Regions from separate parts of the Homo sapiens genome. Here region 2 is linked to region 1. A link is an interaction called in ENCODE POLR2A ChIA-PET data of the cell type or tissue named here. Cell type or tissue: GM12878. All regions are shown on one strand. Links, peaks and the distances in the headings refer to the core of each region. The heading gives the core; the rest is flanking DNA.

Evidence for each region. Peaks named below come from ENCODE experiments on the same cell type or tissue, not always from the same donor. Only the 100,000 strongest peaks of a DNase experiment are listed, where the experiment ranks them.
Region 2: POLR2A ChIA-PET joins it to region 1 with 11 read pairs; 2 of 35 experiments call an interaction of 5 or more read pairs at or near these places.

Annotation. Positions count from the first base shown.
Region 1 is chr20:31,516,799-31,531,710 of GRCh38, forward strand. HM13 (histocompatibility minor 13) reads left to right here. Exons shown (of 13, transcript NM_178581.3): 2 at 10,686-10,784. Among named protein-coding and RNA genes, the nearest start is that of HM13, 9.8 kb to the left of the region's middle. In GM12878, for the core only: no CTCF peak of the experiment used is centred there; no DNase peak of the experiment used is centred there.
Region 2 is chr20:31,667,330-31,682,241 of GRCh38, forward strand. The region is part of intron 2 of BCL2L1 (BCL2 like 1); the gene reads right to left. It overlaps BCL2L1-AS1 (BCL2L1 antisense RNA 1), which reads left to right and starts at 7,779. Exons shown (of 4, transcript NR_187576.1): 1 at 7,779-7,886; 2 at 10,939-11,027. LOC124904883 (a long non-coding RNA gene) reads left to right here and starts at 3,776. Exons shown (of 3, transcript XR_007067559.1): 1 at 3,776-3,861; 2 at 4,247-4,356; 3 at 6,855-6,918. RefSeq lists enhancers at 6,406-9,750, 7,565-7,614, 7,635-7,684, 8,017-8,311, 8,282-8,381 and 1 more and a cis regulatory region at 8,682-8,699. In GM12878, for the core only: no CTCF peak of the experiment used is centred there; a DNase peak (open chromatin) is centred at 7,766; H3K4me3 peaks cover 1,236 bases; H3K27ac peaks cover 1,691 bases.

The DNA.
Region 1 (14,912 bases), core at 3,704-11,703:
CCATTAAGAGCCTGCCACCACCAATGACCCAGATGCGGTAAAGCTTGCAAAACCTTGACGCCCTTTGATGCTCACAGCAACTGAGGTGGCAGGCAGAGCCAGTTTCATTATCCTCATTGTACAGGAAAAGAAACTGAGAGTCAAAGAAATGACTTCTGAAGATCACTCTGCCATTTAGGGGCAGAATCAGGTATGCCTAGTCCTCATCCAGGGCTCTCTCCTAACACAGGTACCTTTAAAGACAAGCAGCATTGACCTAGGGAAAGGACAGGGCAAATGACTCCCCTTCTACCCTGAGTCGTTTCCCTGGTCATGTGAAAAGGAGAGAGAAGAGTTAGTGTGGGGACCCAGTTTTGATTTCCCACCAGTGTTGGACCCCAAAACCAGTTGGGAGAGAGGGAATGTGAGGACAGAATCCCCAAGGGTCAAGGTGTCCATAACAGGCAGGGAAAATTGTGAAATCATGGAGAGAAAGAAGGTAGAGCCTCCAGGAGTATGTTGTGAAGAAGTAGCCTTGGGAGGAGCAGTCTCAGAGCAGCACCCATCACTGTCAGAGTCCTATATCCCAGACAGAAGCGAATATGACCCAGGCAGTAGCTGCACATTAAACATTGGTTTAAAGGGCCCTCAGCGAACAGGACTGGGTGCCTGCTGTGGGCTAGGCTCTGGGCTGGGTACCAGGAGTTCCGGGACAAAGAAGGCCAAGCCCTGCCCTCACTGAGCCCAGTCACCAAGGAGAAACAGACATGTGACTAGTCAAGTAAATAGAGCTCTGATAGGCCTCCTGGAGGGGGCAGCAGTTGTCTCTGCATGGATTGGGAGAGTCCAACAGGCAGAGCAGGAGAAGGTGGGGCAGGGGACCACAAGATGTGTTCAGGGAGGCAGTGAAGAGTGTGGTGTGAGCCCAGGAGAGGGGCTTGGATGTAGTGACAAGATGTTCAGGAAGCCCGTGGCCTTTCTGGGGAAGAGAATCCTGAAAGCAATGCAGCGGTTAATCGTATTGTTACAAAAATACTATACACTTGTTAAAAAAAAAAAAAATCAAGCAGTGCAGAAGTATAAAGGAAAAGCCTCCTGGGCACTATTCCTTGGAAGTAACCCAACTGGCTGTTGAGTATATAACCTTTGAGAGTTTTTTCTGTGTTTACACATTCATTGTATATGTGTCTGTGTATATAGACATGTAAATTTATTTTTATAAAAATTGGATTATATAGTACATATTTCTCTACAACTTGATTTTTTTTTTTTTTTGAGATGGAGTTTCACTCTTGTTGCCCGGGCTGGAGTGCAATGGCGTGATCTTGGCTCATTGCAACTTCTGCCTCCCAGGTTCAAGCAATTCTCCTGCCTCAGCCTCCCATGTAGCTGGGATTACAGGCTGGCACCACCACGCCTGGCTAATTTTGTATTTTTAGTAGAGACGGGATTTCTCCATGTTGGTCAGGCTGGTCTCAAACTCCCGACCTCAGGTGATCCACCCTCCTCGGCCTCCCAAAGTGCTGGGACTACAGGCATGAGCCACCGCGCCCAGCAATTTTTTTTTTTTCTTTAACAATATGTTGGCCAGGCACAGTGGCTCATGCCTGTAATCCCAGCACTTTTGGGAGGCCGAGGCAGGTGGATCACTTGAAGTCAGGAGTTCAAGACCAGCCTGGCCAACATGGTGAAGCCCCATCTCTACTAAAAATACAAAAATTAGCTTTGTGTGGTGGGGCACGCCTGTAATCCCAGCTACTCGGGAGGCTGAGGCACAAGAATCGCTTGAACCCGGGAGGCACAGGTTGCAATGAGCCGAGATCATGCCACTGCACTCCAGCCTGGTCGACAGAGTGAGACTCCATCTCAAAAATAATAATAATAATAATATGTTTCATTATTTTTCTATGTCAGTACATATAGACCTAAAGTTAACCAGACATGATGGCATGCACCTGTAGTCCTAGCTACTCTGGAGGTTGAGGCGAGAGGATAACTTGAGCCCAGGAGTTCAAGGCTGCAGTGAGCCCTGATTGCACCACTGGGCAACAGTGAGACCCTGTCTCAAAAAATATATACATATATATATAGAGAGAGAGAGAGAGAGATCTACCTCATCTTTTATGGTGGGGAGGGTAGGTAATACATGCCCATGGTACAGAATTCAAAAGGTACAAAGGGGTGCACAGTGAAAGTCTCCCTGCTACCCCAAGCTGCCCTATTTCCCTCCTCAGAGGCAGCCCCTCTCCTGTGTTTCTTAGATATCCATCCAGAAAGATTCTGTGTCTTTACAAATAAATAGGCATATACTTTTCCCTGATTTTTTTTGTTGTTGTTTTAATGAGACCGAGTCTCACTCTGTCACCCAGGCTGGAGTGCAATGGCATAACCTCAGCTCACTGCACGCTCCATCTCTTGGGTTCAAGCGATTCTTCTGCCTCAGCCTCCCGAGTAGCTGGGATTGCAGGCACCTGCCATCATGCCTGGCTAATTTTTGTATTTTTGCAGAGATGGGGTTTCACCAGGTTGTCCAGGCTGGTCCTGAACTCCTGACCTCAGGTGATCCACCCGCCTTGGCCTCCCAAAGTGCTGGGATTACAGGCGTGAGCCACCACGCCTGGCCAGTACACTCTTCCTTGCACCTTGCTTTTTTCACCTAATGTGTGTTGCAGATCCAATCATGTCAGTACATAGGGGGTGGGTGTGTTCTTTAACAGCTGTATGGTATCCCACTTGTACTCCAGTTTGCTTAGAATGCTAGTTCTCTAGTATCTGGTCCCTGGGCCAGCAGTGTCAGCATCACCCCAGAACTTGTTAGAAATGCACATTCTGAATCAGAAGCTCAAGGTGGGCCCAGCAATGTGTGTTTTAACAAGCCCACCTGGTGATTCTGATGCATGCTCAAATTTGAGAATTTGAGTCCCCAACTGGTCATTTAGGTTGTTTCAGTCTTTTGCTATTACAAACCATGCTGAAATTAATAACATTATACATTTTTATTTCACACTTGTCTGTGTATTTGTGGGATAAATTTCTCAAAATTGGTGGGTCGAAGGCTATGCACACTTTTTTTTTTTTTTTTTTTGAGACAGTCTCGCTCTGTTGCCCAGGCTGAGTGTGAGTGCGGTGGTGCCATCTCAGCTCACTGCAACCTCTGCCTCCTGGGTTCAAGCAATTCTCCCACCTCAGCCTCTTGAGTAGCTGGGATTACAGGATTACAGGCGCGCACCCACCACACCTGGCTAATTTTTATGTTTTTCATACAGATGGGGTTTTACCATGTTGGCCAGGCTGGTCTCAAACTCCTGACCTCAGGTGATCTGCCCGCCTTGGCCTCCTAAAGTGCTGGGATTACAGGCGTGAGCCACTGTTCCCAGCCCACACTTTTTATTTAGATAGATTTTACCATATGATCCACTATAGAGGTTGTATCAGTTTACTTTCCCACCAGCAATGACCTCAATTCTTGTTTAATGGCTGTGGAGTAGTCTGTTCTCCAGAGGTTTTGTTTTTTTGTTGTTGTTTTTGTTTGTTTGTTTGTTCATTTGTTAGAGTCTCACTCTTTGGCCAGGCTGGAGTGCAGTGGTGTGATCTTGGCTCACTGCAACCTCCGCCTGCCAGGTACAAACAATTCTCATGCCTCAGCCTCCCAAGTAGCTGGAATTACAGGCGCGTGCCACTACGCCTGGCTAATTTTTATATTTTTAGTAGTGACAGGGTTTCACCATGTTGGCCAGGCTGGTCTCGAACTCTTGACCTCAAGTGATCCGCCCACCTCGGCCTCCCATAGTGCTGGGATTACAGGTGTGAGCCACTGTGCCTGGCTTCTCCAGAGGTTTTTAAGCAGATACGTGATACAATCAGGTGTAGGCTTTAGAAAGAGCTCATGGCAGGGTGGGTGATAGGCAGGAGGGAGAAGTGTAATGTTGGTGCAGGGGTTGTGAAGACAGCAATGCAGCAATGAGGGCCAAAGGATTGGGGTGGGAAGTTAGGAAAGGTAACCTTGGAGAGCTGAGTGACTGGATGTTGTGGTAAAGAATGGAGACTCTGGAGTCTCCAGCTGGGTCAACAGTAACAGAATGGCCCATGAATTTCAGATCATTTCCAGGGCATGGCGTAGAAGCAGTGCTCCGAGAGCTTGAACCGTGCCAATGGCTTGAAGCAGGCATCTGTCCTCTCTTACAGCTTTTGTTTCCGCTCTGATAACAACATCCAGAATGTCACTGGAAGCTACATTTACTTCTGCTGTTTGTGTCAGGTTTTTCCCCCACTTTCTAATTGTGTTTTATGTTGCAGGATCTATTGTATTTACATACACAAATCTGGTTAAAAAATCGCAATTGGATTGGTAAAGAATCCTAGCAACTTTTTAGTATTTTTGTAACTACAAAGATTAGCTGTTCAGTTACCTTCAGGATTCTGTTCCTCAGAAAGGTTGCAGGCTTCCCAAGTATCTTCCTGTTAAAACTTTCCAACCGAAATTTCCAGATAGGAAAGATAGAAATCTTCTAGGAAACAGCTCCCAAGAGTTTGGGGTCTGGAACTGGACTGCCTCAGTTTCAGTCCTGGCTCTGCCACTCACCAGCTGTGTGACACTAAGCAAGTTACTTCACCTCTCTAGACCTCCGCTTCCTCATCTGTAAAAGAGCTATTAAAAGTACCTGCTGGCCAGGCGTGATGGCTCACGCCTGTAATCCCAGCACTTCGGGAGGCCAAGGCAGGCAGATCACAAGGTCAGGATCTTGTGACAGACCATCCTGACTAACATGGTGAAACCCTGTCTCTACTAAAAATACAAAAAATTAGCTGGGCGTGGTGGTACATGCCTGTAGTCCCAGCTACTCGGGAGGCTGAGACATGAGAATTGCTTGAACCCAAGAGGCGGAGGTTGCAGTGAGCCAAGATTGCACCACTGCATTCCAGCCTGGGCAACAGAGCGAGACTCCATCTCAAAAAAAAAAAAAAAAAGTACCTGCTTTGTGGGGTTTTTGTGAGGATGAAAACATGTAAAGTACCTAGAACAGTGCAGTAATGTTATTGTTATTACTATTATCGTCAGATTTCAGGTCTCCCATTCTTTTTTTTTTTTTTTTTTTAATGGAGGCAGAGTATCTCCATGTTGCCCATGCTGGTCTCAAACTCCTGGGCTCAACCGATCTGCCCACCTTGACCTCCCAAAGTGCTGGGATTACAGTCCAGTCTCCCATTCTGACTCAGCATTGCAGCATGGGATATTTATAAGTCACCCGCAAAGGAGACCAGAGTCCTCTGTGTAATGGAGAGGATCTGTCCAACCTTGGTTTGTCACTGAATAAGATTAGGCCTCTTCCCACCCAGGGTGCTGAGCTGAATTGAAAGGAATATGTGGAAATGAGCCATAATGCTGGTTTGTAGGTGAAGCCACAGAGTCCTGCGTGTCCTTTGACAGCCCTGAGCCTCTGCATGTGCATATCTTTCTGCCTGATAAGCACTTCCTTTCCTTGTACACAAAGCACACTCCTCAAGCCGGGCATGGTGGCTCACACCTGTAATCCCAGCACTTTGGGAGGCCAAGGCAGGCAGATCATCTGAGGTCAGGAGTTTGAGACCAGCCTGGCCAACATGGTGAAACCCCATCTCTACTAAAAATACAAAATTAGCTGGGTGTGGTGGCAGGTGCCTATAATCCCAGCTACTCAGGAGGCCGAGGCAGAGAATCACTTGATTTGTAGTGAGCTGAGATTGTGCCATTGCACTCCAGCCTGTGCAAAAAGAGCAAAACTCCACTAAAAAAAAACAAAAAAAAAAAACTGACAAGCTGACTCCTAAACCCAGTCAGCATTTGTCTGGCTCCAGACTACCAGACACTGTGCTTGACCATCAAGGCCTTGCTTAAGTGGTACCTGCTCTTGCCACCTCTGACTCCCTTACTTCTCTGCAGAAATAGTGTCTTGTTGGCTGTGTCGTGATTCCGTTTTGCATAATAATGATACAAATGGTGTATACGGTTTAAATGATGACTCGAGATACAATGCTGAGTACTTCCAAAGCAGAAATCAGAATCCTCACAACTTGTTTTACAGCTGAGGAAATTGAGGCTTAGAGAAAAAAAAAATCACTTTCCCAAGGTCCCACAGCTGGGAAGTAGAGCTGGGAGTCCAAATGGACTTCCTGATCTCAGAGTCCCTTCATAACTGCTGATGTTCATACTGTGTGTCACAGTGATATACATGTCTATTGCATCATGTGTCACACTACATTATAATAGCCTGTTTGGGGTTTTTTTTGGGAGGGGGGCTTTTTTTTTTTTATGAGACAGAGTCTCGCTCTGTTGCCGAGGCTGGAGTTCAGTGGCACGATCCCCACTCACTACGGCCTCCACCTCCCGGGTTCAAGCAATTCTCCTGCCTCAACCTCCTGAGTAGCTGGGACCATAGGCGCACAATATCACACCCGGCTAATTTTTGTATTTTTAGTAGAGACGGGGTTTCACCATGTTGGCCAGGCTGGTCTTTTTTTTTTTTTGAGACAGAGTCTCGCTGTCCACCCAGGCTGGAGTTCAGTGGCTCAGTCTCGGCTCACTGCAACCTCCACCTCCCAGGTTCAAGCTATTCTCCTCCCTCAGCCTCCCAAGTAGCTGGGATTACAGATGCACACCAGCACGCCCAGCTAATTTTTGTATTTTTAGTAGAGACAAGGTTTCACCATGTTGGCCAGGCTGATCTCGAAATCCTGACCTCAGGTGATCCGCCCGCCTCCATCTCCCAAAGTGCTGGGATTACAGGCATGAGCCACCACGCCCAGCCAGTTTTGCTGTGCATTCCATAAAATAGAATACGTGTTCCCTGTAATATGTATCATGTCACAGTATTAACCTACCTGCCTGTGAGTGTTTCAAGATCAGGAACTCATTTTTGTACCCATACTACTGCTACACAGGAAATGTATTGAATGTGTGGAGATGCTCAGAGGGGATGAGGAACTTGCCCAAGTCCCACAGCACACTGCTGGCAAAAGCAGAAGCCAAGGGTTGGGAGAGAATAGGGAAGGAAGGAAACTGGGCCTCTCATGTGGGTATTGTTCACCCACCCCACTCCCACCTCCTAGCAAAGCTGTCCAAGTGACTCACATGGAGCTGCCTCCAGTGGCTCCAGAGGGGAGGGTCTCCCTTCCAGCCCAGAGCCTGGGCTGCCTCAGCCATGCATAGGCAAGGGTGTGGTTAGGGGCCTCCTCACTCACCTCTCCCTGATAGTCACAACCCCCAATACAGGCACAGTACTTTAGTTTGCCAGGCTGTTTCGCATCCCATATCTTATTTGCTTTAAGACTCCTATGGGGCTGGGTGTGGTGGTTCACGCCTATAATCTCAGCATTTTGGGAGGCCAAGGCAGGAGGATCACTTGATGCCAGGAGTTCAAGGCTGCAGTGAGCTATGATCCTGCCACTGCACTCCAGCTTGGGCAACAGAGAGAGACCCTGTCACTTTTCTTTAAAAAAAAAAGAAGGCTCTTGGACCTTTTTTGAAGTGAGGCTAGAGATTGTCCTCCTGTTTGACAGAGAAGTAAACCCAGTCACTCAGCAAGCCGTTAACAGAGCAAGGAATACCTTGGATACACTTTATGTGTAGCATTTTACTTATTTATGAACTATATCTGTAGGGAGAATTCCCACAGATGGAATTGCTTGGTCAAAGGGTATGTGCATTTGTAATTTTTTGTGTATTGCCTAGTTGCTTTCTACAGGAAGACAGATTGACTCCCATAGGCAGTGTGGGAGACTACATCTTTCCCCGTAGCCCCACCGACTCAGTATGTTACCCAGTGTGTGGATTCTTACCTTTCCGATAGACAAAAAACAGAATCTCAGTGTGCTTTAGTTTGAGCTCTTATTAAGAGTGAGAATAAAGACTTTTTTTATTATTATTAAGAGCCATTTGTAGTTCTTGTTGTGTGGCTTTTTTTTTTTTTTTTTTTTTTAGATGGAGTCTCGCTCTGTCGCCCAGGCTGGAATGCAGTGGCACAATCTTGGCTCACTGCACGCTCCGCCTCCCGGGTTCATGCCATTCTGCTGCCTCAGCCTCCCGAGTAGCTGGGACTACAGGCGCCCGCCACCACATCTGGCTAATTTTTTCTATTTTTAGTAGAGATGGGGTTTCACCACGTTAGCCAGGATGGTCTTGATCTCCTGACCTCACGATCCGCCTGCCTCGGCCTCCCAAAGTGCTGGGATTACAAGCGTGAGCCATTGTGCCCGGCCTCTGTGGCTCCTCTTTTTGTATCTTTGGGCATGTGGAAATTTCAGTCTAATGCATCCTGCCAAATTACCCTCCCGAAAAGGCTGGACAGGTTTATACTTTAGGCCAGTGCTGTCTATGTATTTCCTTTAGCCAGGCACAGTGGTGCATGCCTGTAATCCCAGCTACTTGGGAGGCTGAGGCAAGAGGATTACTTAAACCCAGGATTTCGAATCTAGCCCACACCTCCCTCTCCTAGTAGTCATTTTGTGGGCTTACTGCCCTCTGCCCCATCTCCTTCCCTCTTTGCAACCTTCCACCTGGGACACTAGGGCCTCTCTGAGCCAGTCTTACCTTCTCCAGACACCCTCTCTCTTAGCAGGTTTTTTATTGTTGGTTTTTGTCAGCCAAAATATTTGTGAGTCTCCATAACTGAATGTGATCCCTTCTTCTAGGGATGCTGGTGCTTTACTTGCAAGATGGATATGGTGATAGTAGAATCTCAGGCACTGTAATGAGCCTGGCTACTATGGAAAGAACTTCAGCATGAGCAGGAGTCTAATCTGGCATTGCTAGGACTTTTGGTAGCCATGATATAAAACAGTTGCAGAGTAGGCTTGTCCCAGCGGGGAAATCTGGAAGGGCTTCGTGGCAGTGACATTTACTAGGCCCTTGAGGACTGTGAGGATTTTGCCTAGCAGAGAGAGGGCAGGTAGAGACCACTGTGATCCTGGAAGCTTTTGACCCTGTTTGGAATACAAATTTATACCAAAAAAAAAAGAAAAAAAGAAAAGAAAGAAAAGAAATTTATACCAGTACTATATATCATTGATAAATTTTCATTAGAAAGTTCTGGCCAGGTACAATGGCTCACACCTATAAGTCCAGCACTTTGTGAGGCTAAGGCGGGTAAATCACCTGAGGCCAGGAGTTTGAGACCAGCCTGGCCGACATTGTGAAACCCCCTCTCTGCAAAAAACACAAAAATTAGCCAGGTATGGTGGCATGTGCCTGTAGTCCCAGCTACTTGAGAGGCTGAGGCGGGAGAATTGATTGAACCAGGAGGCAGAGGTTGCCGTGAGCCAAGATTGCACCACTGCACTCCAGCCTAGGTGACAGAGCTCATGAGACTCCATCTCAAAAAACAAAAAAGAAAGTTCGTCATAAATCCTTTTTTTTTTTTTTTAGACGGAGTCTTGCTGTGTCTCCCAGGCTAGAGTGTTCAGTTGTGCGATCTCAGCTGACTGCAACCTCCACCTCCTGGGTTCAAGCGATTCTCCTGACTCAGCCTCCTGAGTAGCTGGGATTATAGGTGCCCGCCACTGCGCCCGGCTAATTTTTGTATTTTTAGTAGAGACGGGGTTTCACCATGTTGGCCAGGCTGGTCTCAAACTCCTGACCTTGTGATCCACCCGCCTCGGCCTCCCAAAGTGCTGGGATTACAGGCGTGAGCCACTGCGCCTGGCCTTCTTTGGCATAAATTCTATGAAGCTAATCTATTCCTATGTTGATCTGTTACTCCATTTTCAATTCTTTTCCATTTTTATAATACTGAAATTATTTTGATTGCATTCAGTTCTTTTTCATGTAAATATTTATCCTTCATCAGTTCTTTACCCACATCACATTCTTGCCAACTATAGCATCTGCCATTATAAATTTAATTGTGGCTTTTATTTTTACCATTTTCAAGTCTGCCAGTCAAATTTCTTAAATTTAAGTTTTGTCAAGATTTGCTTCTCCTCACAGTTGGTGTCTCCCTATGTGCAGTTTCAGCCATTGTCTGTCTTGTTTGTTGTTAATTTCAACTCATAATATTCATTACCTACTGGATGACAGAATAGTCATTTTTCCCTCTTGGCTGATCCATTAGAAAACTGAAAACAATTTTCTTCGAGAGGTCTGAAACTGCTGTGGCATCACTGGTGTCCAGGTTTTCTTCTCTCAGTTATTCCATACTGGAATGGCCTCTGCCATAGCCCTTCTCCCCAGATGTGTCACACATGCCCTGGGTTCTCCTTGGTCTCTTGATCAGGGTCCAGATCTCCTCATGGTAGAATGGCAGGATCAGCCAGGCATGGTGGTTCATACCTGTAATCCCAGCACTTTGGGAGGCCGAAGCAGGTGGATCACTTGAGGTCAGTTCGAGACCAGCCTAGCCAACATGGTAAAACTCCATCTCTGCTAAAAATACAAAAATTAGCTGTGCATGGTTGTGCATGCCTATAGTCCCAGCTACTCGGGAGGCTGAGGCAGGAGAATCGCCTGAACCCAGGAAGCGGAGGCTGTAGTGAGCCAAGATTGTGCCACTTCATTCCAGCCTGGGTGATAGAGCAAGACTCCATCTCAAAAAAAAAAAAATGGCAAGATCAGAGCATCTTGCCCCAGGATGAGGCAGGCAGCATCCCTAGCCAAGGGAATAGCATTAGCAGAGCCTTGCAGGAACATATGGGAACCAGCCGTGCTGAGCCATTGTCATTCTTCTCTCCTCTAGAATGCTTCAGACATGCCTGAAACAATCACCAGCCGGGATGCCGCCCGCTTCCCCATCATCGCCAGCTGCACACTCTTGGGGCTCTACCTCTTTTTCAAAGTAAGTCTTTTGCCACCTGTTGTGTCATTTGATCTAAATGACTTTATCTTATTTTGTTTTATTTTTCCCATCACAAGAACCATGCATGTTCATTTATAGAAAATAAAGAAGAAAGAAAAATTAATAATTCACCCATAGACCTACCCAAAGACAACAACTGTTAGTGTTTGGGACCCTTTCTCACTAGTCCGTATTTCTTTTCTCCATGTAGCTTTTTGTTTTGTTTTTGTGATATCAGTTTGGTTTCATTGTACTGTTTATGTTGGGATGGGGTATAGCTTGTGCTCAGACATACCTCTACCATACTAATGGCCTTTTTTTTTTTTTTAATTTATCGAGGTTTATTTTCCCAATAAAAGTTATGCAGGCTCAGTGTTGAAAACCTGGAAAACACAGAAAAGTAAAAAGGGAAAAACAGCAGTCATCCAAAACCCCACTACCAGAGACAGTCACAGTTTCCCTTCGGAGGTGTGTCCTTCCACTGTTTCTCCCTGTGCATGGTTTCTCCGTAGCTGTGACCACATGGTGTATTCAGTTTGTAGCTGCTTTTTTCACTTCACATTAATAACATCATAAACATTTTCTCATGTTACTGCAAACCTTCCTTAGTTGTACTATTTTCTGGATTATAAAAATATATTCAGAAAAACTAAAGAAAGTATATCAATAGAGGGAAAAATAAATACCACAACACAGAAGTAGTCATTAACATTTTGGCATATCTCATTTCGGGCTTTTTATTTATTTATTTTAGGACAGAGTCTCACTCCGTCCCCCAGGCTGGAGTGCAATGGCGCCATCACAGTTCACTGCAGCCTCAACCTCTTAGGCTCAAGAGATCCTCCTGCCTCAGCCTCCCAAGTAGCTGGGATTATAGGCACGCACCACCACACCCTGCTAATGTTTTCTTTTTTGAGACGGAGTCTCGCTCTGTCACCCAGGCTGGAGTGCAGTGGCGCAATTTCGGCTCACTACAACATCCACCTCCCAGGTTCAAGTGGTTCTCCTGCCTCAGCCAGCTGAGTAGCTAGGATTACAGACGCGCGCCACCACGCCCAGCTAATTTTTGTATTTTTAGTAGAGACAGGGTTTCACTGTGTTGGTCAGGCTGGTCTCAAACTCCTGACCTCATGATCCACCCGCCTTGGCCTCCCAAAGTGCTGGGATTACAGGCGTTAGCCACTGCACCCGGCCAACTTTTTCTTTTAGTAGAAACAAGATTTCGCTTTGTTGCCCAGTCTGGTCTCAAACTCCTGGGCTCAAGTGATCCTCCCACCTCTCCCTCCCAAAGTGCTGGGATTACAGGCGTAAGCCACTGCATCCATCCCTTTCAGCCTTTTAATAAGTGTATGTTTAGCATTATTATAATCATAACTGTAGTGTTAGATCTTCTTTTTGTTGTTTATGTTAGGTTTTTCTTTGTTTATTGGTTTGTTTAGAGACAGGGTCTCACTCTTGCCCAGCCTGGAGTGCACTGGTGCAATCATGGCTCACTGCAACCTCAATTCCTGGACTCAAGTGGAAAACCGACTGATTTTGTTTTATTGTATTTTATTTTTAGAGACAGGGTTTTACTATGTTGCCCAGGCTGGTAACAAACTCCTTGGCCTCCTGAAGCACTAAGATTACAGATGTAAGCCACTATGCCAGGCCCTTGTTTTGTTTGTTTTGTTTTGTTTTTGAGACAAGGTCTTGCTCTGTCACCTAGGCTGGAGTGCCATAGTGCAATCATGGCTCACTACAGCCTCAACCTCCTGGGCTCAAGCGATCCTCCCACCCTGCCTCCAGAGTAGCTGGGACTACAAGGCGTGCACCACCACACCTAGCTAATTTTCATATTTTTAGTGGAGATGGGGTTTTGCATGTTGCCCAGGCTGGTCTCGAACTCCTGGGCTCAAGCTGTCCACCCTCCTTGGCCTTGTAAAGTGCTGGTATTACAAGCATGAGCCACCACACCTGGCCCCTTTTTGTTCTTTTTAATAGTACGTCAGCTTTTTTCCTGGTCATTGAAAATTCCTCAAGGATGTCTTTAATTTACATCTTAAAATGTAGGCTGGACGCAGTGGCCCACACCTGTGATCCCAGCACTTTGGGAAGCCGAGGTGGGTGGATCATCTGAGGTCAGGAATTCAAGACCACCCTGGCCAACAATGGTGAAACCCTGTCTCTACAAAAACTACAAAAATCCATCCTGGCCAACGTGGTGAAACCCGGTCTCTACTAAAAATACAAAAATTAACTGGGCATGGTGGCATGTGCCTGTAGTCCCAGCTACTCGGGAGTCTGAGGCAGGGGAATCGCTTGAACCCGGGAGGCAGAGGTTGCAGTGAGCTGAGATGGTGCCACTGCACTTCAGCCTGGCGACACAGCGAGACTCTGTCTCAATTAAAAAAAAAAAGTATCAATTAAAAAAAATATGTACATGTAGGCCTGGTGCAGTGGCTCACCTGTTATCCCAGTACTTTGGGAGGCTAAGGTGGGAGGATCACTTGAGCTCAGGAGTTAGAGGCCAGTGTGGGCAACATAGTGAGACCCCATCTCATTCATAGGTAAATAAATAAACCGATTCATCAATAATGTACATCATTTAAAAAAATTTGTTGCCAGCCTAGGCAACAGAGCAAAACTCCGTCTCAAAAAAAGAAATATTTTTTTCAACCTAAAGTACAAATGAACCATAATCCTCTCCCCAATACAGTTTCCTGTGATTCTGTCATGCATAAATCTATACTTATGTTAAATTATATATATTTTTATATGTATCAAATACATGATTCTTACCACGGAGGTATTTTTATATCAACACAGTCAAATTACCCCATTCTTTCATTCTTTTTTTTTTTTTGAGACAGAGTCTTTCTCTGTCGCCAGGCTGGAGTGCAGTGGCGTGCGATCTCAGCTCAATGCAACCTCCGCCTCCCTAGTTCAAGCGATTCTCCTGCCTCAGCCTCCCGAGTTGCTGGGACTACAGGTGCATGCCACCACACCCAGCTAATTTTTGTAATTTTAGTAGAGATGGGGTTTCACCATGTTGGCCAGGATGGTCTTGATCTCTTGACCTTGTGATCCGCCTTCCTTAGCCTCCCAAAGTGCTGGGATTACAGGCATGAGCCATCGTGCCCAGCCTCTTTCATTCTTTTTAACAGCTGCTCATGGTTCTGTTTTACAGTGTACCCTGAGGGTATTTAGGTCTGTCCAGTGTTGGGGTATCATAGCAGTATTGTCGTGAACACTTCATACACATAATTTGTGCACTTATTTTCTTCAAGTCTATCTGCAGTAGGTCTACCAGGTCAAATGCATCTCCATTTGTAATTAGATAGTGCCAAATCACCCTCCAAAAAGATTGTGCCATTTTACATTCCCACTGACAGTTACAAGTGTGCTGGCCTACCCAGGCGCTCACCTGCATTGGATAACACCAAAATTTTTAGTTTTTTCCAGTCTGTGAGTGAATTAAAAAGATTTTTTTTCTTTTTTGAGATGGAGTCTCACTCTGTTGCCCAGGCTGGAGTGCAGTGGCACATTCTCGGCTCACTGCAACCTCCACCTCCCAGGTTCAAACGATTCTCCTGCCTCAGCCTCCCAAGTAGCTAGGATTACAGGTGTGTGCCACCATGCCCAGCTAATTTTTGTATTTTTAGTAGAGACGGGGTTTCACCTTGTTGGTCAGGCTGGACTCCTGGCCTTAGGTAATCCACCTGCCTTGGCCTCCCAAAGTGCTGGGATTACAGGTGTGAGCCACTGCGCCCAGCCAAAAACATAATTTTTTAACACCTGTTTCCTATTTCATAGCTCCCTCATTTTGGATCGGAATTTTTTTTTTTTTTTAGAGATGAGGTCTTGCTCTGTTGCCCAGGCTGGAATGCAGTCACATAATCGTAGCTTACTGAAGACTTGTTCTCCTGAGCTCAGATGATCCTCCCGTCTCAGCCTCCTAAGTATTTGGGACTATAGACGTATGTCATTACATCCAGCTATAAATCCTCTTTTTTTGTTGTTTTTTGTTGTTGTTATTGTTTTGTTTTGTTTTTTGAGACGGAGTCTGTCACCCAGGCTGGAGTGCAGTGGCATGATCTTGGCTCACTGCAATCTCTGCCTCCCAGGTTCAAGCAATTCTCCTGCCTC
Region 2 (14,912 bases), core at 820-8,819, 150 kb after region 1:
ACGCACCTGTAATCCCAGTTACTCAGGAGGCTGAGGCACGAGAATTGTTTGAACCCGGGAGACGGAGGTTGCAGTGAGCAGAAATCGCACCACAGCACTCCAGTCTGGGTGACAGAGACTCCGTTCAAAAAAAAAAAAGGAAGTACCATAGTACCGTGTGTGTGTGTGTGTGTGTGTGTGTGTGTAAAATGAATGAGTTACTGGCTGGTTCTTGCCTCTCTACCAAGACCTCTGCCACACTGGGCCTACATTTCCAACCAGTCCCAAATGGCCGAGTGGCTGCTCCCTCAAGACAGGCATGCCATCTCCAGTTGGCCTCAGGTCTCACCTATCAATTTGCTCACTTGTGACCCCTGCCGTGGCCCACTTCCAGTCTTGACAACCCCCTCAGTCCATGCTCCACACAGAGCTTTCTAAGAACACTGGAAGCCCTCCAGCAGCATTCTCCTGCACTTAGAAGGGCAGCATCATTTATTTTTGTATCCCTGGTACCTAGCAAAATGCCATGTGCACTGAGCTGCTAATTTGACTGAAGGAATCCTCAACATTAAGGCAGTAGAGAGCAGTGACCCATGAATCTCAGCCCTTGCAGAAGCACACTCCATTCAGTCACTCCAAGTTCTCAACCTTCCCAGGGCTTCCATCACACCTGAAATAAAGTCCCCACTCCTTACTCTGGCCAGCAAGGTCTAGTGGGATCTGGCTCCAACACTTTCTGGCCTCCTCCCCACCCCTGTCCCCTGAACTTCACTCCAGTCCCACTGGCCTCCTTGCTGTTCCTCCAACGTCTCCTGCCGCAGGAGTCTGCTGTTCCTGCTTGCCTGGAGCACCTGACCCCAGGTCGTCGCCTGCCTCACTCCCTCATTTCACAACCATGACTCCCCTCAAATGTCACCTCCTAGGGGAGGCCTTCCCTGACTGCCTTGTCTAAAACAGTACACCACCCCCGTCTCTCTCTGCCTGTCCCCTTACCTTCCTTGATTTTTCTTCTCAGTTTTTTTTTTTTTTGAGACACAGTTTTATTCTGTCCCCCAGGCTGGAGTGCAGTGGCACAAACTGGGCTCACAGCAACCTTTGCTTCCTGGGTACAAGCGATTCTCCTGAGTAGCTGGGATTACAGACATGTGCCACCATGCCCAGCTAATTTTTATATTTTTAGTAGAGATAAGGTTTTGCCATATTGGCCAGGCTGGTCTCAAACTCCTGACCTCAAGTGATCCGCCCACGGCCTCCCAAAGTGCTGGGATTACAGGCACGAGCCACCATATCTGGCCTTTTTTTTTTTTTTTTTGGAGACAGAGTTTTACCCTTGTTGCCCAGGCTGGAGTACAATGGCGCGATCTCAGCTCACTGCAACCTCCGCCTCCCAGGTTCAAGCGATTCTCCTGCCTCAGCCTCCCAAGTAGCTGGGATTACAGGCGCGTGCCACCACACCTGGCTAATTTTGTATTTTTAGTAGAGACGGGGTTTCTCCACGTTGGGTCAGGCTGGTTTCAAACTCCTGACCTCAGGTGATCTGCTCACCTCGGCCTCCCAAAGTGCTGGGATTACAGGCATGAGCCACCATGCCCAGCCACCATTTTTTTTTTCTTGTTTTTAAAAGATGTGCCCAGACTGACTTTGAACTCCTGGACTCAAGCAATCTTCCTGCCTCAGCCTCCTGATTACAGGAACTACACTACACAGAATGACCACCATGCCAGCTTTTCTTCTCAGTGCTTTATTTTTTAATTTTTAAATTTTTGTGACAGTGTCTCACTCTGTTACTCAGGTTAGACTGTAGTGGCGCAATCATGGCTCACTGCAGCCTTGACCTCCTGGGCTCAGATGATCCTCCTGCCCCAGCCTCCTGAGTAGCTGCCACACTACAGGCACACACCACCATGCCTGGCTAATATTTCTAAATTTTTTGTAGAGACAGGGTCTCACTTTGTTGCCTAGGCTGGTCTCAAACTCCTGGGCTCAAGGGATCCTTCTGCCTCAGCCTCCCAAGTGCTGAGATTACAGGCGTGAGCCACCATGCCCGGCCTCACCACCTCACCACATTTTTCCCCCATTAAGCTGTACTTCTCATAACTAGATTCTGTACTTTGTTTTTGTTGTGATGTGTCTTCCATACTAGATGTGTCTTTTTTTTTTTTTAGACGAAGACTTGCTCTGTCACCTAGGCTGGAGTGCAGTGGTGCAATCTTGGCTCACTGCAACCTCCGCCTCCCGGGTTCAAGCCATTCTCCTGCCTCAGCCCCCCGAGTAGCGCCTGCCACCACGCCTAGCTAATTTTTGTATTTTTAGTAGAGATGGGGTTTCACCATGTTAACCAGGCTGGTCTCAAACTCCTGACCTCAAGTGATCTGCCCTCTTCAGCCCCAAAGTGCTGGGATTATAGGCGTGAGCCACTGCCCTCGGCCTATACTAGATGTGTCTTGATGAGGGCAGAGGTCCTGTCTCGTTCCTATACACCCAGTGCTCAGAACAGTGTCTTGCTCTGTAAATACATGAGAATACATGAGTTAACAAATGTATTGCATGTCTACTACATGTCAGGCATTGGTATCCCATTTCATCTTCATCAGAATCCTGAGATGTAGATTTGAGCCACATTTCACAAATAAGATGCCTGATATTTAAAGCAGGGAACACTCAGCAAACAGATAGCAGAGTCGGGATCAAACTGCAAGACTGCCTAGCTTCAAAGGGAGGGCTGCTATGTCAGGACACTTCCCTGAAGTTGGAGGCTGGAGGGACCTGTCCTGTCAGTAGTGCTGAAAGGATGGATTTCCAGGAGAAGGAATGTGGGAGCAGGGTTGAGGTGGAGGATCTGGGGAAAGGAGGGCACTAGGGCCGTGGCTATGCTTCCCTGTCTCCCTCTCCATCCTAGCTAGCCTCTGCGGGTCTTGGCAGACAAAAATATTCTTACAGGAGGTTTGATTTTGTTGCTCCCAAGTACACCCAGGTGGAGTCACAAAATAGGCTTATCTGTGATGGGGGAGAGTTCCACACTATGAAGAGCATAGGAGAAGGCCCTGGTTATCCCAAGAGGCCAAATGTCTCTCAAGAAACCAGGGACACTGGGGTTGCAGCCAAAATGGGAGAGGCCTGGCTCCCTTGATGGGAACTTTCCTGAAGTAGACGGCTGGCAGCCACAGGAAATTTTCAGCTCTGGGGCTGGGTTGGAGTAAACAGGCGCTGTCCCCACAAGGGCACAAAGCATTCACTGTCCAGAAACAGTCATTCCTGGGTGGAGGGAACATTCTCATTTCAGTGCCATAGAAACATTCTCATTTCACCTGCCCCAGCTTCCACTCATGTGTTCCTGGTCATGACAACCTTCATTTCCATTTCAGCTTCTTTTCCTGGGGAAGGGGAGTAGTATTTCCAAGGGGTGTGGATTCTAAGGATTGCTTTTGCGGAGACAGCATGAGCAAAATGGGGCGTGCTGTTCCAGGGCGGGTGCTGGAGAGGCGGTGGCGTGGGTATATTTAGCCCATGGTTCACACGACACACTTGGAAATAAACAGAGCCATTTTCTCAGCAGGCGGCTGCTCTGGATAAATAAACAGGATTGCAGAGCAGCCCTGGTCTGGAAAAGCAGAGATAAGCCCCTACTGCACCTTGGGTGGCTCCCACTGGTTTTAACCAGGCTGGCATGGTAGGCAGGGGATGAGGTTTAAGAGTGGGTTGTAGGGAGGTCTCTGATGTCACAAAGGTTTCTAGGAGACCCAGGCCCAAGGGCCTGTCTGCATCCTCTGCTTGAGTTAAGAGGAAAGTGGGGTAGCTGACTTCCATGTGGGGGTTTGTAGGGCCACTGGCGACAGGCAATGGCTAATGACCTCCACAGGAGAGTCATGGATTCCTAGCCAGGTAGGCCCATGAAGTCAGCAAGGCCAACCCACCTGCCCATTCTACGTTTCCACTGCTGGTTTGTAGTAGAGCCTACACTAGAAAACTGGGTCTCCTGACTTGGCCCCTAGGAGATGCCCAGGCTAGTATCACTTTCAAGGTCCTTCTTCCAATACTTCAAGAGGCTTCAACAGTCCTGGCCACCCACTTGGAATGGCCCCACACTACATACTCCTGAGTGCTTCAGGCCCTGGTGCCTTTGCCAACACTGTCCTTTAACTGGTCACTCCATATCTTCCTCAGTTAACCAACCCCTACTAAGCCTATAGGACTCCATTTTGGAGTCCCCTCTTCCCTGCTCATCCCTCCCCAACCTCTGGGATGAATGTCTCCTTTCTGTTCCCAGACTCCTTGGACTTCTGTTTATACCAGGGGTATGCACTGAGGCTGGCATTGGAGACTCAGCCGTGAGCAAGGCTTCCATGGAGCTTATGTTCTAGTCCATTCTCAATGGTGGTAAGATCACCTCCAATGGCGTGAAGTGAAGCATTCTTAGACATTACAGTGATTTGTGGCTCTCCACAGGGCCACAGCACATAAGGAGATATAGAGTATATAGTATATATAGTATATAGGTATTGCCCTCCCATGAAATTTGAATACCTCAGCTATACTATACTATATATACCATATATATACACACAATATGTAGTATATATAGTACTGTATATACTATATATATACTTTACATATACTATATATTATATATTATACATATCTATATCTATATATACTATATATAGTATAGTATAGCTGAGGTATTCAAATTTCATGGGAGGGCAATTAGGACAAAAAAATCTGAAAAAGACTCCTTGCAGGGGTGGATGATAAAAAAAAAAGGTTGAGAAACCCTGTCTTACTGGGAAGCAGAGAGGATAACAAGAAAAAAAAAAGATAATTTTAGAGATGATAGGGTTTTAAGTCCTGGGGAGGTGACAGAGAATATCTGGGGGAGCCGGGCACAATGACTCATACCTGTAATCCCAGCACTTTGGGAGGCCGAGGCAGGCAGATCACCTGAGGTCAGGAGTTCAAGACCAGCCTGACCAACATGGTGAAACCCTGTCTCTACCAAAAATACAAAATTAGCTGGGTGTGGTGGCAGGCATCTGTAATCCCAGCTACCTGGGAGGCTGAGGCAGGAGGACTGCTTGAACCCAGGAGATGGAGGTTGCAGTGAGCCAAGATCACATTATTGTACTCCAGTCTGGGCAACAAGAGCAAAACCCTGTCTCAAAAAAAAAAAAAAGCCTGTTTTAGCAGAGGTAATAAGTGCAAAGGCCCTGAGGTGGGAGGGAGAGGAGGGGTGTTCCTGGGTTGATGGCCTCTGTGTGCCTGGTTTCCCCCAACAGTCTGGGGGCTCAGTGCAGGCAGGGACCAAGTCTGGCCCAGGACCTACTCAGACAGGCACAGACTGACTTCAGCTAGATCTCTGCCCAGAGGCAGCCAACTGAACGATGCAGGTCACCTTGTAGGTGCCTGTGACCCTGTAGAAGTCAGGTGAAAAGGTTGGCATGATGCCCTGAGGAAAGGGGCCCAAGTGCCAGAGGACCAGCCAGAGGCTGAAGTATAGTCCCTACTTGAATCTGATCTTTTAGTTCCCATCCTGGCTTCACTGCCCACATTTCCTTCTTTTTTTTTTTCTTGTAAATTTTTGGAGAGATGGAGTCTCACTACATTGCCCAGGGTGGTTTCAAACTCCTGGCCTCATCCTCCTACCTTGGTCTTCCAAAGTACTGGGATTATAGGCATGAGCAACTGTGCCCACCCTTCCCACTTCTTCCAAGTAGTGTGACTTTGAGCAGGTTACTTCACCTCTCTGGTCCATGGTGTCCTTGCTTTTTTTTTTTTTTTTTTTTTGAGATAGCCTCTCACTCTGTTGCCCAGGCTGGAGTGCAGTGGCATGATCTTGGCTCACTGCAACCTCAGCCTCCCAGGTTCAAGCAATTCTTCTGCCTTAGTCTCCCAAGTTGCCTGGGATTACAGGCACCCGCCACCACACCTGGCTAATTTTTTGTAATTTTAGTAGAGGTGGGGTTCCACTATGTTGGCCAGGCTGGTCTGGAACTCCTGACCTCAGGTGATCCACCTTCCTTGGCCTCCCAAAGTGCTAGGATTAAAGACATGAGCCACCGCACCCAGCCCTTACTTGTTAACAGTAATAAAATACTTTAGGAGCTGAGGCAGGAGGATTGCTTGAGCCCAGGAGTCTGAGACCAGCCTGGGCAACACAGGAGGACCCTGTCTCTACAAAAAAATTAAAAAAAAAAAAAAAATTAGCTGGGTGTGGTGGTATGCATCTATGGTCTCAGCAACTCAGGATGCTGAGGAGGATCTTTGAGCCTGGGAGGTCAGGGCTGCATTGAATCATGTTTGGGGCCACTGTACTCCAGCCTGGGCAACAGAGTGAGACCCTGTCTCAAAAAAACAAAAGATAAAAGCAAAGAAACAAAAAACTATTATTATGACAGCTGACCATTACCAAACATTTCAGTGTTTCACCTGTGCTGGGCACTGAGCTATAAAGCAGTCTATGCACACTAGGCCATATTTCCCAATTACATGTACAATCATCATATTCACTTGAGAGATTATTTTTTGTCCTGTCTCCCCCACTTGACTGTGTGTGGCTCTGTCACCTGTATCTCTAGAACCTGGTGTGCTATACTTGGAACACAGCAGATGCCATTCTAAATAAATCTATTTTAGAAGAACAAATGAATGCTTTCATTTGATCCTCATAACATTTATCAATAGCCCCATTTTACATATGTGAAAATGGAGGCTCCAGAATTTACCCAAGATCCCTATCTAGGAAGTGGCAAGAGTAGGATCTGTCTGAGTTCTGGCCTCACACCATTCTTTTTCTTTTAATCTATCCAAGATAGTACTTCATTCACACTCATTCTGATGTCCAATCTTGCCATCTTAGACCCTGCTATCTCTACCCACAGAAAACCTGACTTCCTTAGTGACTTCAGCAGCAGCGCACACTTCCTGAGCACATACTCTGTAAGGTACTCTTCTTGGTTTTTTTGTAGATTAGTTCATTAGTTGTCTCTACACTCTGTCAGTGGGTACTACCATTAACCCATATAGCTGATGGATATGTGGCCCACAGATGATCTGTGAATTGCTCAAGGCCATGTAGTGAGCTGGTGACCTAACTGGGATGCCTACACCAGCAATCTGGTTCAGTGCCTTTACTCCTAACGTTGATGCAGTACTCTGCTCAGTTTCTAAAGGACAATCATGGGCCAGGTCCATGTACTTCTGTGGCTGAGGAAGGCCTTCATTCTAAGTCCAGGTAACCTGAGGCTCAGAGATACTGAGACCTAGCTAAAGTGGATAAGTGGCAGCTAGCTGTGATGGCTCACACCTGTAATCCCAGCATCTTTGAGAGTTCAAGGTGGGCAGACTGTTTGAGCTCAGGAGTTCGAGACCAGCCAGGGCAATATGGTGGGACCCCCATCTCTATAAGAAAAATCTTAGAAATTTAGCTGAGTGTGTTGGCATGCACCTATAGTCCCAGCTACTCAGGAGACTGAAGTGGGAGAATTGCTTGAGGCTGGGAGGTTGAAACTGCAGTGAGCTGTGACAGCACCACTGCACTCCAGCCAGGGCGACAGAATGAGACCCCGTCTCAAAAAAAAAAAAAAAAAAAGGGAAGCCATTTTTAAGCCCCAGTATGTTTGGCAGCAAACCCCATATTCTGAGCCAGGGCCATGGCCCTGGGTCTGTCAAGGAGGGTAAAGTAGCCTGAGGCCATCAGCTGAATGAATAAGCACTGGCTCCTGCCAGCTGAGGGGAACTGGTGCCACAGGAAAAGGATGTGACGAAGACCAGGAGGGAAAGTGAAACCCTTCCGTCCTGGCTTCAGTGAGGAACAAGCATGCCTGTGCCAGACGAACCCTTCCTTCCTCTTGGGTGACTCTGGAGGGCCCAGGCCCATTGCTTCCTTCCTGCTTGGTTATTTCAGGAAAGAGGTAGGTGGAGAAGAGGAAGAGGCTACTAGCAGCCAGGAAAAGTGCCAGGGACACCAGAACTGTACCTTGTTCTGTCCTTCTCACATCCCTGCATTGGCAGGCTGTGAGTCACCTGCAGAGTCACCTTATGCTCCTGGCCTCAGTTTCCCTGAGGGAGAGGCTGATAAATGTGTGCTGAATAGACAAACATGGCCTTGCTAGAAGATCGCTGGGAGATGGTAGGAAGGGGGTAGGGCAAACGGAGAGGCCTTATCACTCTTTTGGCAGGGAGTTGCAGGCGGAGACTCGGAAGAAGTGAGGTTTGTGGTTGGAATCCACTTCCTCTGGTTTTCCCAGGGGAGCTGTTGGCTCCCGAGATGTGAGAAGAACATGGCCTTTCTCCTCTCCCCCACGGAAACATAGGCCTGGAGGTGGGCAACTTGGAGAAGCAGCTCAGTGGAGGCAGGGCAAAGAGAGGGGTGGCAAGACTGTGTTGGGGTCAACACCTCAGTCCAGCCGGCCCAGGTATGGGTGGGTGCCACAGCAAGCCTTTTGGCTTCTGAGCCTCAGTTTCTCCTGCCTTGACCTCCCTAGCAGTAGTGGTGAGATCAGGGGGTGTCATAGAGGGCTCAAGCCATCTGGGCTATAGGGAATATTTGGTGGTATCCTCACAACAAACTTCATGTTTATCTTCCTCCAACTCTGACCTGTTCAATTCAGCTGCCAGCCTCTCCTCCTCCACCTCCTCCCCCACCATTAGTTCTAAGAAGCTGTGCCTGACAGATGCACTTGCATTTCTCAGAAAAGGAAGCGGTTGTGCCGGGAGGAGATAACACCTCCGCTGGGGAATCGAGAAAGCTATCAGGCCTAGCAGTGCGAGTGTGGGCTCTCCATCTCTCTGGCTCAGAACCAGGGTGATGGGCTTGGGGGCAAAGAGAGAGAATTCAGAAAAGCATTTACTGGGGGCAGAGATGCTCATTTGGGGGCTCATAACCTCCTTCCCTGGAACCGATGGAGATAAAACAGCTGATGTTTACTAAGTACCAGGCATGGTGCTAAGTGCTTCGTGTGTAAAGAATTTGCTTAATCCTCACAATAATCCCACCGAGTACATGCTGTTATTACTCTCCAGCTTACAGATGAGGAAACAGAGGCAGAGAGGATAAATCACCCTCCCAAGGTCACAGAGGCCACAAGTGGTAGAGTTGGGATTTGAATACAGGCAGTCTGTCTCCAGAGTCCAAACATTTAACTGTTCCTGGGTGGCTGCTATGTGCTCATATAGGCTCATCCCCTGGGATTCCGATGCCTCCCGTCATCTCAACTCTCTCATTTCAACCCTGGTGACTCCCTATTCTTTCGTAAGTAGATGGCCACAGCCCTCCATTCTTCTCCCAGTGTCCAGGGTGAGAAAAACCAATACTCACCCTTGGAACAGAGTCGGAGACTCCAGGGACCTTACAGCATGCCCATCCAACCTTCCATGTAATACTCAAGCTCACCACGAACACCCCCATTTCACAGACAGGGTTCAGAAGGGTGGAGTGCTGAAGTCCCACAGTGGGTCTGTTTCATTCTGATGGTCCACACCCATGGGAGTTGGTAGTCATCTCGAGGGCATTCTCTCCTTATGCACTTATGGAGAGCTCCCTCCTTCCTGGGTGGGACATTTCATCTTCGGACAGCCCCGTTGGAAAACTCTTCCCTGTCAGGGAGCTGATGCTCGTCTCCCTCTGTCTCCCTTGACTGGCTGGTCTTAGTTCTGCTCTCTCTCCGCTGCTGCTCTCCTGCTCTCCTCCAAGTATCAGTTGTCTCATTTGTGAAATGGAAGTGCTATCTGGATAAAGGCAATTAATTTCTACTTCTCTACCAAGCTGGGCTGCCAGAGCACAGAGCAGGCAGAGAACCAATAAGTCTTGCAAACTAGATTAAGATATTTTGCTTTTGACCTCATCTGTAAAATGCGGATTAAAAAAATCCTTATTTAATTTTTTTTTTTTTTTTTGAGACAGAGTCTCACTCTGTCGCCCAGGCTGGAGTGCAGTGGCACAATCTTGGCTCACTGCAACCTCTGCCTCCCACGTTCAAGTGATTCTTCTGCCTCAGCCTCCCAAGTAATTGGGACTACAGGCATGCACCACCATGCCTGGCTAATTTTTTTGTATTTTTAGTAGAGACTGGATTTCACCATGTTGGTCAGGCTGGTCTCAAACTCCTGACCTCAAATGATCCACCCACCTCGGCCCCCCAAAGTGCTGAGATTACAGGCGTCAGCCACTGCATCTGGCCCAAAATGTCCTTATTTCAAAAGAATACCATGAGGATTCAAATTAATACATGTAAAGGTCTTAGAATTGTGCATGGCACATAGTTAACTTTGAGTAAATGTCTGGTTTATTGTTCTTACTAGTAGACCATGGCTCAGCTTGTGTCTCGGAGCCTTCTCTATGGCTTACAAGGGCCTGCAGGGTTTTCTCAGCTTCACCTAGGGCCAGGCTGCTTCATTCCTCACATGCCATGTTCTGTTCAGACTCAGGACCTTTGCCCACACTGGTGCTTCTACCAAGCTCTGTCCCACTTATCTCTGAGGTCTTAATCCACAGGTCACTTTCTCAAGGAGCCTAGCTGCTCACTTCTTCCCCCATCTGACCATGGGCTCTGTCCCCTAGGCCTTGCCCAGTGCTGGGTCCAGAGAAGGTGCTGAAGAGTCTGGCTGAGTGTTGGACAGAGAGGAGGGAAGAGAAGAAAGGCCAGTTCCCACTCTCTTCATCCCTTTCCTCACTGCCTGGCAAAACTAGAAAGAGGCCCCAATATAGCAGGTGATTATGCAAGGTGTCCAGTATTCTCCAGACACTTTCTCTCAGGATAAGGAAAGGGGACAGGAAGCTTATGGGAAAGTTCTAGAAAAGGCATCTTTTGCACTGTGCTGAGGCAACAGGCAGGAATGGGGTAGCAATCTCCAAAAACTAGGACTTCTTTCTGAGGTCTTTGACCCCAAGTGCTCCATAGTCCAAAGCAGCTTCTCCTTCCTCCTCTCCACCCAAAGCTATGGCGACTCCCTTGTCTGATGCAGATCAGTGCTGGATGCTGTGGGGAAGAGAGTACTGGGCTGACAGTCAGTGGATGTGGATTTTGTTTCCCAGTTCCATCGCTGATTTGCAGGTGAGTCCTTTCCCCTGCCTGAGACTCTGGGAAAGTATGGGCCTTTCCCCAACTGTCAAATGAAGTGGGAATCATCTCAAAGGGCTCCGTCTAGGGCTACAGCATAAGGAGAATGAAAGTAACTCATGCAGACAGATGAGTGACTACCAGGGTTCTCTCTCTCAGGGGTATCCAAAAGATCCAGTAATTAGTGTGTAAATTGAGAAGCAACATTCTGAAGTAGGAGAACTTGTTGCCACAAAGGAGTCTGATCCTTCTCCACCTCAAAGCCCGCTGGGCATTGCTCTGAACCTGCAGGATTCCAGGGGAAGAGAGCAATAGGCACATCTATGACCAGGCAGACTCCTGGGCAAGGCTAGATCTTTCCACGCTCTAGCTCCTGTGGCCTCGACCTCTTCACCCCAGCACCGCCTCCAACTAGTCCAGACAAGTCCCAAGTATTTTCAGCCACCTTTATCTGATCAGAAATGTTTGGAATTCCACAGCAGAAGGCAACAGCTCTGGAGGATTTGGGGAAGGGAGCAAATCCCTGCAACACCCTTCTCTCCCCACTGTACAGATGAATGCTCACACCCCATGTAACCAAAAACTCAGGGCTGAAGGCACCCACGGTGTTGCATTTCCTTCTATTCTGTGATGTGATGGAACTGGGAAACAAAACCCACATCCACTGACTGTCAGCCTCATACTCTTCTCTGCAGCATCCAACATTGATCTGCACCAGACAAGGGAGTGGGTTCCTTCTTGTTTTCTACCCTATTCATTTCTGCCCCAGTCCATTACCCCTTTAAGGTGCAGAACAGTAAGATGCCTGAGATGGTGAGAAGAGGGCTAGGGTACTTTGCCTGATGTCGAGGGAGGGGGCACCCAGAGGTGTGCTGTTCACAGTCAATACCCAGAGCACCACCACCAGGAGGCCTGGAAGCAACTCACTGTCCCACTTGATGTGGCCTGTGGACCACCAGAAATTTCAGAGCGTCACAGAGATGTGTGGTTCGATCCTGAGCAGGTAAGAAACTGAGGCCCAGAGGAAGTGAAGGGATACCTCCAAGGCTTCATACAGGGACAGAGCACAGCCTGGTCTCAGGCCTCCCTACCCTGGAGTGAGACAGTGTGGCTTCCAACCCTAGTTCTGTGACTACCTGGTTGCAGGACCTGGAGCAAGACACTTTCCCCCTCCAAGCCTGGTGTTCCGGCTGCAAAATGAAAACAGCTGTACTTACTTCACAGGCCTAGCAGCAGAGTTCAATGGTCCATGGTAAGCGTTCTGTAAATGTTAGCTGCTGCTGCTGCTGTTGTTATTATTATCGTTATTAATTGAGACGAAGTCTCACTCTGTCTCTGTCGCCCAGGCTGGAGTGCAGTGGTGTGATCTCTGCTCACTGCAACCTCTGCCTCCTGGGTTCAAGCGATTCTTGTGCCTCAGCCTCCTGAGTAGCTGGGATTATAGGCATGTGCCACCACACTAATTTTTGTATTTTTGCAGGCTAATTTTTGTATTTTTAGTGGAAATGGGGTTTCGCTATGTTGGCCAGGCTGGTCTCGTACTCCTGGCCTCAAGTGATCTGCCTGCCTCAGCCTCCCAAAGTGCTGGGATTATAGGCATGAGCCACTGCACCCAGCCTGTTTTTTTATAGCTAAAAAATCAGTGGCTCCATTTGTGCTTCTCATAGTGTCTCTCTTATTTGTAGCTATAAACAAACAAAAAGTAACAGCTAGTATTTGCTGAACTAATATTTACTGTTTGAATTCTCAAAATCTTGCAAGTAGGTGCTGTTCCCATTTTACCAATGAGGAAACTAAAATTCAGCGAAGTGATGAGACTTTGCCTGAGGCCCCTGGTTACTAGTGAGGGCATTCAACTTCACAGCATGTTAAATTTACCAGTGCAACAGGATACATGAAGAGATTTTACTAAGACCTTCTTTCCTTCACCCTTTCACCTACCCAATATTTACTGAGAATCTGCTATTCTTAGGCCTTCGAAGTCAGAGATGACTTTAAGTACATGGAAGTAGCATTCCCCCCTGGTTCCCTGGGTGCCTTGAGGGGTGAGAAAGGGAAGAGTGTGCTGAGGCTACTCAGTGATGAACCCACTTTCCCCTAAGCCAGATCTGCAAGGACAGTACTTGCAGAGAGAGTTCCTCCCTCTGTCTGATCTTTATCTTGGAAACAAAAGTGATGCCACGTAGCTTTGGTGAAGCTATTAGATGAGTTTTCTAAGATGGGACATGACCTATTTGTAAGCCAGGCTGACCTATGGAGTTGTAGGAAGGCCCAGACAGGCTGCCTTCCCTAGCTTTGGACACTCAGTCATTCAACAAATCTTCATTAAGTGCCCACTAAGAGTCAGGCACTGTACTAAGCGCTGGGGATAAAGCAGTGACTAAATAGAATGAAAATTCGTACCTGTATGAGTTTATAATCAAATGGGAAGAGACAGGCAATAAACATGTCAGACGGTGATGCATTAAGAAAGAATAAATGTGAGAAAGGGGGTACAGAGAAACATGGAAGAAGGTAAGATTAGAATCCATGGTCAGGGACAACTTCTTAAGGAGGTGAATTTGATCAGAGACCTGAATGAAATGAGGAAACAGGCACTGCAAAGATCTGAGAAAAGGCTGTGGGAACAAGTGCAAAGGCCCAGAGGCAGGAACACGCTTGAGGTGCTCCAGGAACAGGAAAAATGCCAGTGTGGCTGAAGTCCAGTGAATGTGAGGAGACTGGTGGTGATGAGATCTGGAGGTAGCCAAGGGCCCGATTGTGTGGGGCCTGGTAGGCCATTTAAAGACTTGGGCTTGTCCTGGGAAAGCACTGTAGGGTTTTGAGCAGGGGAAGGACATGACCTGACCTTGGTGTTAAATAGCGTCCGTCTGGCTGCTGGGTGGAGATCTCCAGGGGTCTGGTGAGATAATCAGGAAAATATGACAGTGGCTTAGCCACAATGGTGCCAGGGAAGTTGGTGAGAAGCAGTCAGTTTCAGAATTTATTTTTTAAAGTAAGGCTGGGCCAGGTGTAGCGGCTCATGTCTACAATCCCAGCACTTGGGAGGCCGAGGTGAGAGGACTGCTTGAGTCCAAAAGTTTCAGACCAGTCTGGGCAACATGGGAAAATCCTATTTTTACAAAAAAATGACACAAAGTAGCCAGGCGTGATGGCATGTTCCAGCTATTCCGGAGGCTGAGGTGGGAGGACTGCTGGAGCCCAGGAGGCTGAGGCTGCAGTGAGCCATGACTGCGCCACTGCACTTCAGCCTGGAAGACACAGCAAGATACTGTTCTTAATCAATCAATCAATCAATAAAAGTAGAGCTGAAAGGATTTGCTGATGAATTAGATGTGGACTGTGGGAGTTGCCTGCCCTCTTGGCCCTCTGTTTCCCATCTATAAAAGGCGAGAGAAGAGGCCCTTGGGGATTTCTTTCCAGTTTGATAACTATGAGGACCTATATGAAGAAAGAGATAAAGCAACTATTTCTGCTGCTCTCATGGAAGCAAAATCATTTGCTCACCAGGCCTCAAAGTGTGGATGGCAATAAGATGAGGAAGGCAGAGATGGACAGAGACAGTGCAGCAAAGGGAGGGCAGGGCTCTGCCTAGGCTGTGGCTATTCCACTTTCAGCACACACATTACCGCCAGGCATATGCCAGGCCACAGAGTAGACAGGCTCCAGTGGGAGCGGGGGTCAGGGTAGCTTGCTTTATATTAGGAGAGAAGAAGCATCAGAGCTGCCGTTGTCCAGGGCCTACTAGGCAGAAGGTGCTCAGTGACTGACTGACTGACTGAGTGAATGAATGAATAAATAAATAAGGTAATGCCAGAAGGCCAGTATATGTGCAAGAACTTCCCAAGTCCTTCCAAATTAACAGGAGGTAGGCCTGGT